Linked DNA regions of Homo sapiens: all the other regions are linked to region 1. The links are chromatin contacts, found by Hi-C or POLR2A ChIA-PET in ENCODE. All regions are on one chromosome and are shown on one strand. The core of a region is the stretch at or near the end of the contact, and the rest is flanking DNA. Distances in the headings are between cores, read along the strand shown.

Region 1 (3,758 bases), core at 839-3,338:
TCACTGAGTGCTCAGTGACCAACCTCCCTGAAGACAGTGAATTGTGCCCTGCTCACTCTGCCCCAAGCGCATTTTAACTTTCAGGTTCTCGCACCATTTCAATGGGGCAGGTTTTCCTTCTCCTTTGAGATAGTTTTCCTCCCTTCACTAGACTAAAAACAATCCAGAGGTCAGGAATCATTTGTGTCTTTTCCTCTCAGTAACAGCCTAAGATTGGGTAACCATCAATGTGTCCCTAAGGAACGGAAACTGGGGTTGAGGAAGAAAAGCTGAGCGTCCCAAAGGGTAAACTTTTCAGAGGAAGGGGATACCGGGAGACTCCTCCCACCTCAGGGCATACAGCTGCTCCCGTGAGAGGCCCCACCCCTACACCTTAAGCTGTCCTCTGGGAGGAGTGACCCAGGGGTTGATAATCACTAGATCCTCCAAGAGAAGTGGCAGCTGTGGGTATCCTGGGTCAGGCCCAGGCAGTTCTGAAAATCAGGACCAGGAAAAGATAGAGGGCCACATCACCTTGTAAAGTTTCCAAAGGGGAAACTCCACCCAAAGACATTCTGATTAGGCGTCGGGGCTTAGGAAAGATAAAAGGAGGGGAAGCACAAAAATTTTTTTACCACGGCCGGGCGCGGTGGCTCACGCCTGTAATCCCAGCACTTTGGGAGGCCGAGGCAGGCGGATCACCTGAGGTCGGGAGTTCGAGACCAGCCTGGCCAACATGGAGAAACCCTGTCTCTACTAAAAATACAAAATTAGCCGGGCATGGTGGCGCATGCCTGTAATCCCAGTTACACGGGAGGCTGAGGCAGGAGAATCGCTTGAACCCAGGAGGTGGAGGTTGCAGTGAGCTGAGATCGCGCCATTGCACTCCAGCCTGGGCAATAAGAGCGAAACTCTGTCTCAAAAAAAAAAAAAAATTTTACCGTAGAGTGTCAGGTTCTTATTCTCCGTTTCCCTCTCAGGTTACAAGTACACAAACAAGAGGCCGGGCGCGGTGGCTCACGTCTGTAATACCAGCATTTTGGGAGGCGGAGGTGAGCGGATCACCTGAGGTCTGGAGTTTGAGACCAACCTGGCCAACATGGAGAAACCCAGTTTCTACCAAAAATACAAAAAGTAGCCGGTCGTGGCGGCGCATGCCTGTAATCCCAGTTACTCAGGAGGCTGAGGCAGGAGAATTGCTTGAACCCGGAAGGCGAAGGTTGCAGTGAGCTGAGATCTTCCCACTGCACTCCAGCCTGGGCGACAGAGCGAAACTCTGTCTGAAAAGAAAAAAAAAACAACAAACAGAAAACAAATCCTTTCAAAAGAGTATGGTGAAAGAAACTATAAACAACTAAAATACTGTGTCTTAAATGTCAAACAAAAAACAGCTGATAATGTTGATTTGGCGAGGGGAGGTCACCTTTGGGAATGCGGGGAAGGAACCGGAAATTTAGGCATTTATTTCCAGCCCCAGAAAAAGCTAGGCTAAAAAAAACGGGAGTCGTAGGTTTGAGATTCTTTTTCCAGTACGTTTGGAAGACTCGGAGGAAGACCAGTCCCCCGGAAAAAAAGACGATGTACTGGGAAGGCCACAGCCCACAGCTCTTCCCATGCACGAACCGCACACCCGAGACGGGATTCCGCCTTATGACCCTCCCGTGTCCCAGTACAAACAATCTGGAGAGAGGCGGGGCTGCGGGCGCGGAGCTGCCCAGACAGGGCTCCGAGGCCGAGGCCGCAGTCGCCGCGCAGGGACGGGACAGGACGCCTGGGGTACTGGCTACGGCCCAACCCACCCTGCGGCCGAGGGGACAGAGGGCCGAGCTGCGCCAGGGAACTCGGGTCCCAGACCCTGGAGTCGCTGCAGGGAGGCCAGGGTGCTTCCACAGCCGGTTCCGGCCGGTTCCCACAAGCCCCTCCCCCAGTCTCCAGGCGCCCGGCCCCGCACACGCACCATTTCCTGGCTTCCAGGGTGTCCCGGGGTCCTGCCTACGGCTCTCTCCGGCCTGTGCAGGTCCCAGCGCGCCAGACGCTGCGGTGGAGCCACCGGGGCCACTGGAGAAGCGGAGACCGGAACCCAAACGCAGCGGACACGAAACAGGAAGACCCCGCGGAGTTGTTGAACATTGCCCCTGTCCCCCTTGCAGAGTTCCTGATTGGATGGTTTGCAGGTTCCCGCCCCAGTGCCCCTGATTGGGTGATGATTCAAGTCCTGCCCCCTTGGTACTGAGTGACAGGAGAAGCAATGCGGTATGTGGCTGAGTAAAGACAGATTGACAGGGTCTTGGCCACTGCCCTTCGCGGGCCGGGCTTCCTCCTTCTGTAACCTTCTGTGCCGGGGAGGATATTTGCATTTAAGCAGAAAGTGTTTCAGGCTCTGCAGAGGTGACACTGGCGTGTTTCTGCACTCAGGGTGCCCTTCCTGCCTTTTCCTCCCGGACACAGAGTCACAAGTGTGCACAGGGAATGACAGACTCGGCGTCCAGTGGAGCCATCCCCTGGCCTCGGAGTAGGAGGCGCGCCCAGGCCAGGCCAGACCACAGTGTAACAGGAGGGAGGAGGGCTTGCTTCTTTCAGGCAAGAAAATTAAAACGGACAAAGAAATAAAAGTATTAAATGTATAGGAAAAACTGGAGTTTTTATGACAGCGATCATCTATAAAGAAACCAAGAGAAGTAAGCAAACATTTGAACTAGCTCAGACAAGCAGCCTGCTTCACCCGCAGTTCACAAGGAAAACCCACAATCATAACGTTAAAAATATTCCCAAGCGCCGGGCGCGGTGGCTCACGCCTGTAATCCCAGAACTTTGGAAGGCCAAGGTGAGAAAATTGCTTAAGGTCAGGAGTTCAAGACCAGCCTAACCAACATGGTGAAACCCCATCTCTACTAAAAATACAAAAATTAGCCAGGCGTGGTGGCAGGTGCCTGTAATCCCAGCAACTCGGGAAGCTGAGGTACGAGAATCGCTTGAACCTGGGAGGGGGAAGTTGCAGTGAGCCGAGATAGCGCCATTGCACTCCAGCCTGGGCGACAGAGCGAGACTAAAAAATGAAATATGAAATGAAATGAAATAATGAAATGAAGAAATGAAATATAAAATAAAATAATCCCAAGCTTGGGACCCAGACTCTAACTGCTGAAATGGAACCCCAGTGTGGATCAGAACCTGGTGATGAGACAGGGACACTTAAGAATTCAACTTTGGGAGCTCAAGGTGCCCTCCAGTCCTCTCCTCACAGTGTGGAAACACTCTTTCCTTCAAAACCTTCATTTGTACCAGCAGGAAACTCTCACCCGGAGTCAATGTAAAGTCGTGACCTAAATAAATTGTCATGTTCCCAAACCTTTTCTCCAGGGGACAATGCAAACAAGTTTTTCACTGAGTCTGACCCTCACAGATTTTCTTCATGTATACAAATTACAGCCTGACTCAGCGACCCCATGAATGCTAAAACCAAAACACTGTCCAGGAAATGGCCCCAGGCGCCAAAGGTACAACCTCAGAAAAGACAGAACCCTCCACCCCCAACCCAACCACATCTGCACATGGGTCTCCTGCTTTTCACAGCTCTGCAGCTTCTCAGAATCCACATTCCTGGCCAGGCGCGGTGGCTCACGCCAGCACTTTGAGAGGCCCAGGCGGGCGGATCACCTGAGGTCAGGAGTTCGAGACCAGCCTGGCCAAATGGTGAAACCTCGTCTATAGTAAAAATACAAAAATTAGCCGGGCGTGGTGGCGCGTGCCTGTAATCCCAGCCACTCGGGAGGCTGAGG
Region 2 (3,758 bases), core at 413-2,912, 810 kb before region 1:
ACGGAGTTTCACTCTTGTTGCCCAGGCTGGAGTGCAATGGCGTGATCTTGGCTCACCGCAACCTCCGCCTACCGGGTTCAAGCAATTCTCCTCCCTCAGCCTCCCAAGTAGCTGGGATTACAGGCATGAGCCACCACCCCGGCTAATTTTGTATTTTTAGTAGAGACGGAGTTCCTCCATGTTGGTCAGGCTGGTCTCGAACTCCCGACCTCAGGTGATCCGCCAGCCTTAGCCTCCCAAAGTGCTGGGATTACAGGCGTGAGCCACCGCGCCCGGCTTTTTTTTTTTTTTTTTTTTTTTCACACTGGAGTCAAGTGGTTATTCTTTGCTTCCTCACATGTGAAATGTTCACAAACACAAAAACACATCTTTTAAAAAGAGCCATACATTGCTATGTGAAAAGAAAGTGACAATTAAAATAATGCCTCTGTTTGAAATATTGCCTGAGGGACAAAGAGTTCATAAAGTTGCTGGGAATTGATGAGAGACAGTTAGCCTGGGGAAGGCTCTGAAAACCAAGAGATTTGCTGCCAGCCCTAGGAGGAGTTAGGATGAGGGGATAGGGTGGTGGATTTGAGACCCTGCTGCCCACATCTTTGGAAGACTCGGAGGGAAACCGGTCACCTTTGGGAAGAAAGAAGGGACTGGGGAACCCACAGATCACAGCTTCTCTTCCAAAGCACAAAGCCCACACACACGAGTCTGGATTCTGCCTGGTGACCCTCCGTTGTCACCGTGCAGCGTCCTCACCGGGTTCACAGGAACTGCGAGCCAGGCTGGAGGCGAGATTGCAGTTAGATATTAACCAGGTGCCCTCAGCCCCGCTGCCTCACGGGGCCGCCTCCCTGAGAGTCAGGTCACAGCAGACGCTGACCGCCGGCTTCCTCATCGTGCCCGGGGATAAGATCTCTTGAGAGTTGCTCACGGGTCGCCTCAGTTCTTTCTCGGATCCTGAATTGCAGCGGAAAGGCTGGCGCCAACCAGGCTGAAGACCCCACAAGGGAACCCACTCAGCAGAATGCGGTTTCTTCACCTCCAGTCCCAGGAGTCACCTCTCACTTCTCCACCAACCAGCGACCCCACACTCCAGCCGTCCCTGTCCACACCTCTAAACACCCCATCCCCAAACCTCTCAGGGAGGCGGATCTGGGGTGTCCTCCCCTCTCCCCCATTAAACTGTTTCTGCTGCAGCCTTCGGCGTCTCGGTGCAGTGACTCGGGCCGTGAACCTGTGCCGGTTACAACTGCACAATCTGGGGAGACGCGGAGCTGCGGGCGCGGAGCTGCCCAGAGAGGGCGCCGGGGCCGGGGCCGCAGCGGCCGAGCAGGGACGGGACAGGACGCCCGGGGTCCCGGCTGCCGCCCCAGCCCCATCTTGCGGCCCAGGGGACCAAGGGCAGAGCTGCGCCAGGGGCACTGGGATTTGCAGACCCCGGAGTCGCCCAGGGCGAGGCCCGGGTCCCCTCACGGTCGGTTCCGGCCGGTTCCAACCTGCCCCTTCTTTGCCTCGGGACGCCGGGCCCCGCACACTCACCATTTCCCAGCTTCCAGGTGTCCGGGTGTCCTCCTTAAAAGCCAGTGTGGGTCCCAGCGCGACAGACGCTGATACAGACCTTCCAGGGCGTCTCTCTCTCAGCGCCAGAGCCAGGACTCAGAGCGCAGGGGCGTGGAGAAGACTCCGCGGGCTCTTTGAACGTCGCACCCTCCTCCCTGCAGCGTGCCTGATTGACAGTTCTCACAATCCCCGCCCCCTCATCCCTGATTGGATAGTGCTCCAGGTCCCGCCCCTTGGTGGCTGATTGACAGAAGAAGCGATCTCACAGTGCTGAGTGGAGCCGGATGAACAGGTTCCAGGCACGACCCTTGGCAAGGCGGGCTTCCTCCCAACGGAGTGACCTGACCCCTCCCGAAGTGACGTTTGCATTTTAGAATTTCCTGATTGTATTCAGTGGGTTCTTCCTGCTTTTTCCTCCTGGACAGGGACTCACAAGTGTGTGCAGGGAATTCCAGGCTCCCTGTCCAGTGGAGCCATTCCCGGACCTCGGAGCAGGAGGGGAGCCCGGGGCACACAGGCCACCCTGCAGCAGGAGGGAGGGCCTGATGTCCTCCAGGGATCAGGAATTTGGGATGAGGCTGTTGGCGACGTTGCCAAGCCTTTCCCTCACCTTATCTCTCAATCTACTCATTTTCAGCCCAGAAGATAAAAACAGGACAACAAAATAAAATAGTTGAGTATGTGGAAAAACTGGAATTATATGGCAGCAATATTTCATAAAGAATCAAAAGAGAAGAAAAGCAAAAACTTGAACAAGCTCAGAGAAGCAGCCTACTGCACTCACAGTTCACAAGCAGACCCCCTTTCAGGAGGTCAAACATATCCCCAAGCTGGGAAGCCAGGCAATGATTCCTAAAATGGAGCTCCGGGGTGGATCAGAAGCTGGTGATAAGGGAGGGACAATTAAGAATTTTACTCTGAGGTCTCAAAATACCTGTCCCCTCTGCACAGCGTGGAAATGCTCCCTCCTTATGCCATTAAATGTTAATGAATTAAACGCTCCAATCAAAAGCCAAGACATCACACTTTGAATTTGAAAACATTAGCCTTTCTCCATATGTTTATGAAGTAAAAATACTAGACTTAAAAGCGTTATGGCCGGGCGCGGTGGCTCACGCCTGTAATCCCAGCACTTTGGGAGGCTGAGGCGGGTGGATCACCTGAGGTCGGGAGTTTGAGACCAGCCTGACAAACATGATGAAACCCCGTTTCTACTAAAAACGCAAAATTAGCCGGGTGTGGTGGCACGCTCCTGTAATCCCGGCTCCTCAGGAAGCTGAGGCAGGAGTATCGCTTGAACCCGGCAGGCAGAGGTTGCAGTGAGCCGACATCACACCACTGCACTCCAGCCTGGGCAACAGAGCGAGGAAAAAAAAAAACTCCATCTCAAAAAAAAAAAAAAAAAAGCGTTATGAACTAGAAGCTGGTAGCCATGGCTAAATAGAAAGGAGCTGAACATGAGATGTCAATAGATGAAATGAAATCTTCAATCAACTTCTAGAAACTATAGCATTTTCTGCCAGGACAAATGGGCACGTTTAGAAAATGAATGAAAAAAATGACGTCTGAGTATAACCTAATGCATAAATGATACTGTTTCCTTAAAAAAAAATAATAAGCACACACACAGACACACACACACACACTCCCACAGTCTATTATGCTAGAAACTGCTCTCTGAAGGATAAACTACTATTTTATGAAATGCTCCACCCCTCACTCCTCACATTAACTGCTCCTGGAACAATGTTCTATTTATTTGTTTCCACACATATTAAAAGAGGGCACAATGTATCAAACTAACTGATTGTCAGGGGTTTATATACAGATTCTGTATATTTTTACAAATGGCAACAAGTAAGTAGTTGATTTCTGCAATGATTTAAATACATATAAAAGCTTCCAGACAAAAATAGCTGTTCGCATTACCATGATGAAGGAAAAATCAACAATGGTGAGACCCACACCCCCTCCCCCAGAGAAAGTATAAAAGAAATCCTAAGAGAAGCTAGAAAGCCCAAAATTTGTATGTGCAAGTTTAAACACAATATAGAAAGTATTGCTGTTAGTTTCCTCACAGTCAGTTCTATGGCAACACCATGCTTTTCTGAGTTAGGATGTTTATTTCTGAGTTTGTCTTTTTTTTTTTTCTGAGATGGAGTTTTGCTCCTGTTGCCCAGACTGAAGTGCAATGGTGCAATCTC
Region 3 (3,758 bases), core at 684-3,183, 750 kb before region 1:
CCCAGAGGTTTTGATATGTTGTGTTGCCATTTTTGTTCATTTCAAACAAAATTTTTATTTTCTGTTTTTATTTCTTCTTTGACTCAGAGATCATTCAGGAGCACATTGTTTAATTTCCATGTATTTATACAGTTTTCAAAGTTCCTCTTGGTATTGATTTTTAGTTTTATTCAGCAGTCTGAGAAGATGCTTGAAATGATTTTGACTTTAAAATTTGTCGAGACTAGTTTTGTGGCCTAACATATGGTCTACCTTGGAGAATGTTTCACGTACTGATGAGAAGAATGTATATTCTGCAGTTGTTGGGTTCTGTAAACGTCTGTTAGCTCCATTTGGTCCAAAGTCCAACTTAAGTCCAATTTTTTTGTTGATTGTCTGTCTTGATGATATATCTACTACTGTGTGTGAGGTGCTGAAGTCCCATACTATTATTGTATTGCTATCTATATCTTTCTTTAGGTCTAGAAATATTTGCTTTATTAATTTGGCCTCTCCAATGTTGGATGCATATATATTTAGTATTACTATATTATCTTGCTGAATTGATTCTGTTATCAGTATCTCATGATCTTCTTTGTCTTTTTGTACTGTTTTTTATTTAAAGTCTATTTTATCTGATACAACTATCACAACTCTTGCTGAAGCACAGTGGCGAGATCATAGGTCACTGAAGCTTCAAACTCCTGGGCTCAAGATCTTCCCACCTCAGCCTCCCGAGTAGCTGGGACTACAGGTTCAGGACACCACGCACTGCTAATTTTTAAATTTTTAGTACAGACGAGGTGTGGCTCCGTTTTCCAGGATGATGAACTCCTGGGTTCAAGCAGTCCTCCCGCTTCAGCCTCCAAAAGGGTTGGGATTATAGGCGTGAGCCCCCGCACCCTGCCTGCAAGTCTTTTAATTCACTTCAATTATCTTAGAATTTTCCTTCCCCACTTTATACATACGTACAGTGGAACTGAGGGTGTTTGTCTCAGGTAACCGATCAATGAAGTGAATAACCTGTAGGGGGCAGCAGAGCCTAAGGCCAGTGACACCCTGCTGAGGCCAGTCTGGAGCCGGCAAAGGGAGGGAAAGGGAGCTCCCCTGGGTGTTTCCCGGGCAGCCTGCCCTCTACTGCAGGTGGCCTCCAGCTGCTCAGAACAGCTGCGGAAGGAATGTGGATCCTGAGAAGCTACAGAGCCCTGGAAAGCAGGAGACTCACGTGCAGGTGCACTTTGTGTAGGGGGGTTGGGGGGAGGTTCTGTCCTTACTGGGGCTGTACCTAGAGCCTAGGGACGTTTTGCGGGGGCAGTGTTTGGTTTTTACGTGCAAAGGGTCCCGGCGACAGACTGTAATTTGTACATACAAAGATAATCTGTGAAGATCAGGCTCAGTAAGATTTGTCTGACATGTCACCTGGAGAAAGGGTTTGTGAAGGTAATAGTTTACTTAGGTTAGAAGCTTAAACTGACCCCAGGTGAGAACTTCTGCTGGTGAAAATGAAGTCTAGGGGGAGGAAGCGGTTCCATATTCAGGGGTGGGACGGGGGGAGTGTGAGGAAGTCTCATCCCCAATTCCCGCCCTGTAGAGGACACCTGCCTCTCCCTCCTGGTGCAGTCTTGCCTGGCCTGGCCTGGCCTGGATTTCCTTCCTGCTATGAGGCAAAGGAATGACTCCATTGAACACCGAGTCTGGAATTCCCAGCACACATTTCTGAAAGATCGAGGAAGCTAACAGTGCCCCTTCTAACAATAAGTAGCAAGTTTGGCTGAAATGCAGATAGCCAACGACCAGGGCGCAGGGAGTGAGCTTAGCCTTAGAAAGGCTGTAGCTAGGATTAATCAGCCGGGCTCTGCAGGGCTCCGTTACCCAGGGCTTACCCTGTCACTCAGGGCTGAGGGGCGGAGCCTGGAACCCCATCCAATCAGGGGCCCTGGGACGGGGCCCTGCCAACTGTCAATCCGGGGAAGCAGAAGGCCGCACTCAGAGTCTCTGCACTCCTTTGTTGCTGGGGTCCGTTGCGTTCTGCATCCAGTCCTTGCTGCTCCGAGAGGCCCCAGGTGCCTCCGCCACGGCTCCTGTGACGCTGTCACCTGCGCTGTGACCTGCTCCGGAGTCATAAAGAGGACGCCGGGACACCAAGAAGCAGGGAAATGGTAAAGTGCCCGGCCTAGCGTCCAGATACGTGGAAGAGGGGCTGGGTGGAACCAACAGGATCCTGCTGTGGCGGGACCCAGGCCTCCGCTCGGGCGACCCCGGCGATTGGGACCCGCGTCCCCCATGGCGTGGCTTGGCCCTCGGTCCGCTCGGCCGCCAGGTGGGGCTGGGCCCGCAGCTGGGACCCCGGGCGTCCTGTCCCGTCCCTACGCGGCGACTGCGGCCCCGGCCCCGGAGTCCTCTCTGGGCAGCTCCGCGCCCGCAGCCCGGCGTCTTCCCAGATTGTGCGGGGGCCACGGGAGGGTCATGGGGGGTCGGATGTGTCCCGCCTTTCTTCTGCTAAAAATTAAACTGAGGCTCTGTTAACAGTTAAAGAGTTTGTTGGAGCAACAGCGATTCCGAGTGAGAAACACCCGGTCATGGCTTGTGATTGAAGAAAAGGCTTTTATAAGTTGCATGAGGAGGCAAACAGGATTAAATACTTGATTAGTTACAGTGATGCTGTCGCCGTATGTGGACTTGTCAACCTGAAATAAAAGAATCAGATTCCAGTTTTTTAAAGTTTACTCAAGCAAGAAGCTGGGAATGGCCCATTTGGGAAAACACAGGATCCACGGAAATGGGCTCAGTGTTTCAAATTTAAAAGTTTAAGTTCTTGCTTATATAGGCAAGAAATTTAACAGGATTACAACGTTTTTTATACAAGGCTAGTTTGTGAGGCACAACAATTTAATCAGAGTTTGGCCCGCCCCCCTCCCCCCGCCCCCATAGAGCTTTTTTTTTTTTTTCTTTACATTTGGGTTTCATTTCCTTTCCAATTTAAAAGAGTATATTTAACATTCCAGCGTAAGGCAAGGTGATGCCAGCGTGGACAACATGGCGAGACCCCGTCTGTACAAAATATTTTAAAAAATTAGTCGGGTATGGCCGGGCGCGGTGGCTCACGTCTACAATCCCAGCACTTTGGGAGGCCGAGGCGGGCGGATGACGAGGTCAGGAATTCGAGACCATCCTGGCCAACATGGTGAAACCCCGACTCTACCAAAAATACAAAAATTAGCTGGGCGTGGTGGCACGTGCCTGTAATCCGGCTACTCGGGAGGCTGAGGCAAGACAATCGCTTGAACGCAGGAGGCGGAGGTTGCGTGAGCCGAGATGGTGCCACTGCACTCCAGCCTGGCGACAGAGCGAGACTCTGTTAAAAAAAAAAAAAATTAGTCAGGTATGATGGCCGCTTCTGTAGTTAGTCTGGAGGCTGAGGCAGGAGAATTGCTTGAGCCCAGGAGGTGAAGGCTGCATCAACGACAGTATTGAATTTACAGCTAATAGGCAAGGTGAGGGAGAGGATGGAAGTTGGTTTAGTGTCAAGAATTAGGGAAGAGATTGTCAAACGTAGGGAAAAGGGACTTGATTGGATATCAGGTTTGGGGGAATTTTCTCTAAACTCCCTTAGAAGGGTTTTTGCTACCACAGGGCTCTGCAGGAAAAGGCCAAAGTCTACTCAAGAAGAGGGGGGCTCTGAGGAGCCTGACTAGTTTGATCAAAGAGGGAGTTTTTGGGACCCCTCTCCCAGCCTAGTTCTTCCCAGGTATGACAGTAAATCCCTAAATTTCTGGTTT
Region 4 (3,758 bases), core at 455-2,954, 590 kb before region 1:
CCTCCCACTTTGGCCTCCCAAAATGTTGGGATTACAGGCGTGAGCCATGGTATCCGGCCTCCCAGGCTGTTGTTGAAAGGTTTTTGCAATCTCTCAGAGTTATGCAGCAGTTTATTCCCTCACAGTGATACTCTCATCCTTTGACCCCATTTTGCAGCAGTGGTTGAGCGTTCACTTTTCTTTCCATAAGGGGGTGAGCTTGCCGGTGACTCTCTTCCCCCTCCTCATCAATGACTTCTTTGTCATCAGAGCCTTCCTCTTCATAAATTCCCACGGAATCCAAGTTTTCACGTCCCAATCGGGCTTAGTTATGATAGCCACAGGCCCACACCAGCTGCCACAGCACCCCCGTCCCATGGAAACCGCCCGACTCTCTTCTCCCCAAGCGTCCTGTCCCGGGAGCCCCCATCTCTGCTCTCCCGGGCTCCGGGCCCTAGATCCGCGCTGCTGTAGAGCCCAGTTCCCAGAGTAGCTCCCTCCACCTGTCCACATCCAGCTCCAGCTCTCCACCCTCTCTCCAGGCCTGGAGTTGCTGCAGTGTCACTGATCAGGGGACCCTCAGCTGCCACCTCCACCGCGATCTGAAAGTCTTTTAAATGCACTTAAGTTATCTTAGAATTTTCCTCGCCCATTTTATACATAAACATAGGAGGAGAGCAGGGGTTTGAGGGTGTTTGTCTCATGGAACTGATCAGTCGGGTGAGAAGTAGCTGAATAACCTGCAGGGGGCAGCAGAGCCCCAGGCCAGTGACTCCACGCCGAGGCCAGTGTGGATCCTGCAAAGGAAGAGAAAGAGAGATTCCCTGGGGTCTTCCCGGGCAGCCCGCCCTCCCCTACAAGTGGCCTCCAGCCGCTCAGAGCAGCTCCAGAAGGAGTGTGGATTCCGAGAAGCTGCAGAGCCCTGGAAAGCAGAAGAGACGTGCAGACGCCTTTGTGGGGTTCTGTCCTTTCTGGTGTTGTACCTCTGGAGCCTGGGGCTGTCTTCTGGGCAGGGTTTGGGGTTTGACACGCATGGGGTCGCTGGAGGCAGAGTTGTTTGTATATATAAAGAGAATGTGTGAATATCAGGCTAGAGACAGAATTGTTTGGGGGCGACACCTGGATAAAGGGTTCATGAAGTTGACAGTTTATTTAGGTCAGAAGGTTAAATTAACCCCAGGTGAGAGTTTCCTGCTGGTGAAAATGAAGATCTGGAAGCAGGGAGCATTTTCACACTGTGAGGAGGGGATGGGGGTGTGTGAGCAAGGCTTGGCCATGCCTCATTCCCAATTCCGGCCCGCTCAAGGACATGTGCCTCTCCTGATGCAGTCGTGCCTGGCCTGGTCTCGGTTCCCCTGCTGCTCTGAGGCCAGCAGATGGCTCCTATGGACACTGAGTCTGAAATTCCCTGCACACTCCTGTGACCCCGTGCAGAACGAAGGAGCGGGGAAAATCCCTTGAGTGAGGAAGACGCTAGTGTTCTCTTATATCTGTAGCAAGTCTGGCTGAAATGCAAATATCCAATAATCAGAGTACAGGAAGCACCTCGCCCTTAGAGAAGCTGTGGCTAGAATCCGTCAAGTCAGTCTGGCTCTGCCGGGCCTGATACCCAAGGCTTCCGCTGTCACTCAGAAGTGAGGGGCGGGGCCTAGCATTCCATCCAATCAGAGGTGCCGGGGCAGGGCCCTGCCCATTGTTTATCCAGGCACAGAGTGGGTCGCATTCCTGTCCTCACCTTTGTCCTTGCGCAGCCGGTGGTTGATATCCGCTGTATCCATCCCCGAGAGGGACCTGGTACCTCTACCCAGGTTTCTATCGCTCTGTCTCCTGCGCTGTGCCCTTCTGTAGTCACAGGAGCTGTAGAGAGGACCCCAGGACATCTGAAAGCCAGGAAATGGTGCGTGTGCATAGCCGGTTGTCCCGAGACGGGGTAGAGGCTGCCTGGAACCGGCCGGAACCGGCTGCGGCGGGACCCGGGCCTCCCTGCGGGCGACTCCAGGGTCTGGGACCGAGTCCTCCTGGAGCTGCTCGGCCCTCGGTCCCCTCGGCCGCTGGATGGGGCTGGGCTGGCAGCCGGGACCCCGGGTGTCCTGTCCTGTCCCTGCGCGGTGACTGCGGCCCCGCCCCGGAGCCCTCTCTGGGCAGTTCCGCGCCCGCAGCCCCGCGTCTCCCCAGATTATGCGGAAGCCACGAGAGGGTCATGGGGGAAATCCTGACTCGTGTGTAGGGTTCGTGCGTGGGAGGAGCAGTGGTCTGTGGGGCCCCCAGTTCCCACTTTCTCCTGTTAAAAATTAAACTGAAGTACATTAACAATTAAAGAGTTCATTTGAGCAAACAGCAATTCAGTAATGAGAACCACCCAGTCCTGGCTTGTGGTTTGTCAACTGAAAAAGCCAAACAATGTAAAATAAAGTTTATTCGTAGCCAAATAGGAGAGACCTTGGCAAGGGAAACACAACCCCAAGAAGCCTATAGTGAGTGGTCCCGAGGCGGCTCAAGACAATTTGGTTTTATTCATTTCAGAGAGACAGGAATTGCAGGGAAAATCATGAATCAGTGCCTGGAAGGTGTAAGTTCCATTGGCAGAAAGGGCGGGACCTGTGGAAGGGGGGTTAGAAGGCACAGGTGGTTGAGGGATTCTGTAGGTGGCAGTTGATTGAGAGTGTGAAGTTTGTCTAAAGTTTGGAGGAGGTAGGAAGGAATGCTGAAGGAAGGGGGTCTGTTATCTGCCACTTGATTCCATCCCAGCCAAAAAACAGACCTGTTTCTCGAGATTTTATGAATTCCAAGGCATGACTTACCCTTACCTTGCGTGGCCTTAGGTCTTGTTTGTAATTTGGTATCTTCTTGCCACAAGGAGTCTGTTTTTCCAGTCAGATAATGTCTGTTTTTACATGAATGTGCGTCAGTTGCTGCATGTAAACTCCTAAAGGGAGAGGGTATAAGGAGACCTGTCTCACCTGCCATCCTGTCATACAGAGGCACTCAATTTTCAGGGTTTTTTGGGGGTTCCCTTGGCCAAGAGCCAGTCACTTCACTTAACTGGGAAGGTACTTTGTTTGTTTTTGTTTTTGTTTGAGACAGAATCTCCTTCTGTCGCCCAGGCTGGAGTGCAATGGCTGGATCTCGGCTCACAGCAGCCTTTGCCTTCTGGGTTCAAGCAATTCTCCTGCCTCAGCTTCCTGAGTAGCTGGGATTACAGACATGCACCACCATGCCTGGCTAATTTTTGTATTTTTAGTAAAGATTGGGCTTCACCATGTTGGCCAGGCTATTCTCAAACTCCTGACCTCAAGTGATCCACCTGCCTCGGCCTCCCAGTGTGCGGGGATTACAGATGTGAGCCACCTCGCCTGGCCGCAAGGTATGTTTTTAAGTTTGCAGGTTGAAGACTGGGCTTTTATAAGGTACATGAGGAGACAAATGAGATAAATGCTTGATTGGTTGCAGAGATGCAGTTGCCTTATTTGGACTTGTCACTCCGAAATAATCGAAAGGTTCAGATTTCAGCTGGAAGAGTTTATTCAAGCAGAAAGATAGCAATGGCCCAAACAGGAAAAACACAGACTCTAGAGAAAAGGACTCAGTCCTCCAAAATTGGAAGTTAAGTTCTGGCTTTATATTACCAGGAAAAGAGGTCCTCATCAGACCCCAAGAGGGTTCTTGGATCTCACACAGGAAGGAATTCAAGACAAGTCGCAATGTACAGTGTGTAGAGAGTTTATTGAAAGCTACTCTGGGCCAGCATGATGGCTTAGGCCTGTAATTCAAGCACTTTT

What was found. Hi-C counts contacts between places; a loop is a spot of excess contacts on that map. ChIA-PET counts read pairs that join two places held with the same protein, here RNA polymerase II (POLR2A). Pooled maps may share reads with other maps.
Region 2: a loop to region 1 is called in a map of ascending aorta, with 13 times the contacts of the local background. The contact joins the promoter of ZNF823 here to the promoter of ZNF564 in region 1. A Hi-C loop is called at or near these places in 1 of 168 maps with a recorded cell type or tissue (ascending aorta) and 10 of 50 pooled maps. POLR2A ChIA-PET finds 5 or more read pairs at or near these places in 2 of 52 experiments (CD8-positive, alpha-beta memory T cell and activated T-cell).
Region 3: a pooled map shows a loop between it and region 1 (7-fold over the local background). The contact joins the promoter of ZNF491 here to the promoter of ZNF564 in region 1. A Hi-C loop is called at or near these places in 1 of 37 single-sample maps with no recorded cell type and 5 of 50 pooled maps.
Region 4: a loop to region 1 is called in a map of B cell, with 8 times the contacts of the local background. The contact joins the promoter of ZNF763 here to the promoter of ZNF564 in region 1. A Hi-C loop is called at or near these places in 1 of 168 maps with a recorded cell type or tissue (B cell), 4 of 37 single-sample maps with no recorded cell type and 10 of 50 pooled maps. POLR2A ChIA-PET finds 5 or more read pairs at or near these places in 1 of 52 experiments (GM12878).

Annotation. Positions count from the first base shown.
Region 1 is chr19:12,549,394-12,553,151 of GRCh38, forward strand. It overlaps ZNF564 (zinc finger protein 564), which reads right to left and starts at 2,089. Exons shown (of 4, transcript NM_144976.4): 1 at 1,937-2,089. The coding sequence starts at 1,939. LINC02926 (long intergenic non-protein coding RNA 2926) reads left to right here and starts at 2,333. Exons shown (of 2, transcript NR_187485.1): 1 at 2,333-3,476. RefSeq lists enhancers at 726-1,228, 1,887-1,996, 2,062-2,356, 3,140-3,641, 3,642-3,758 and a silencer at 1,577-1,656.
Region 2 is chr19:11,737,284-11,741,041 of GRCh38, forward strand. It overlaps ZNF823 (zinc finger protein 823), which reads right to left and starts at 1,663. Exons shown (of 4, transcript NM_001080493.4): 1 at 1,534-1,663. The coding sequence starts at 1,536. RefSeq lists enhancers at 1,037-1,166, 1,557-1,636 and silencers at 1,237-1,386, 1,647-1,841.
Region 3 is chr19:11,796,590-11,800,347 of GRCh38, forward strand. ZNF491 (zinc finger protein 491) reads left to right here and starts at 1,934. Exons shown (of 3, transcript NM_152356.4): 1 at 1,934-2,138. RefSeq lists a silencer at 926-1,095 and enhancers at 1,189-1,700, 1,926-2,025, 2,036-2,195.
Region 4 is chr19:11,963,336-11,967,093 of GRCh38, forward strand. ZNF763 (zinc finger protein 763) reads left to right here and starts at 1,705. Exons shown (of 4, transcript NM_001367172.2): 1 at 1,705-1,876. The coding sequence starts at 1,874. It also overlaps a transcript of ZNF69 not described here. RefSeq lists enhancers at 833-1,786, 1,479-1,773 and a silencer at 1,925-2,124.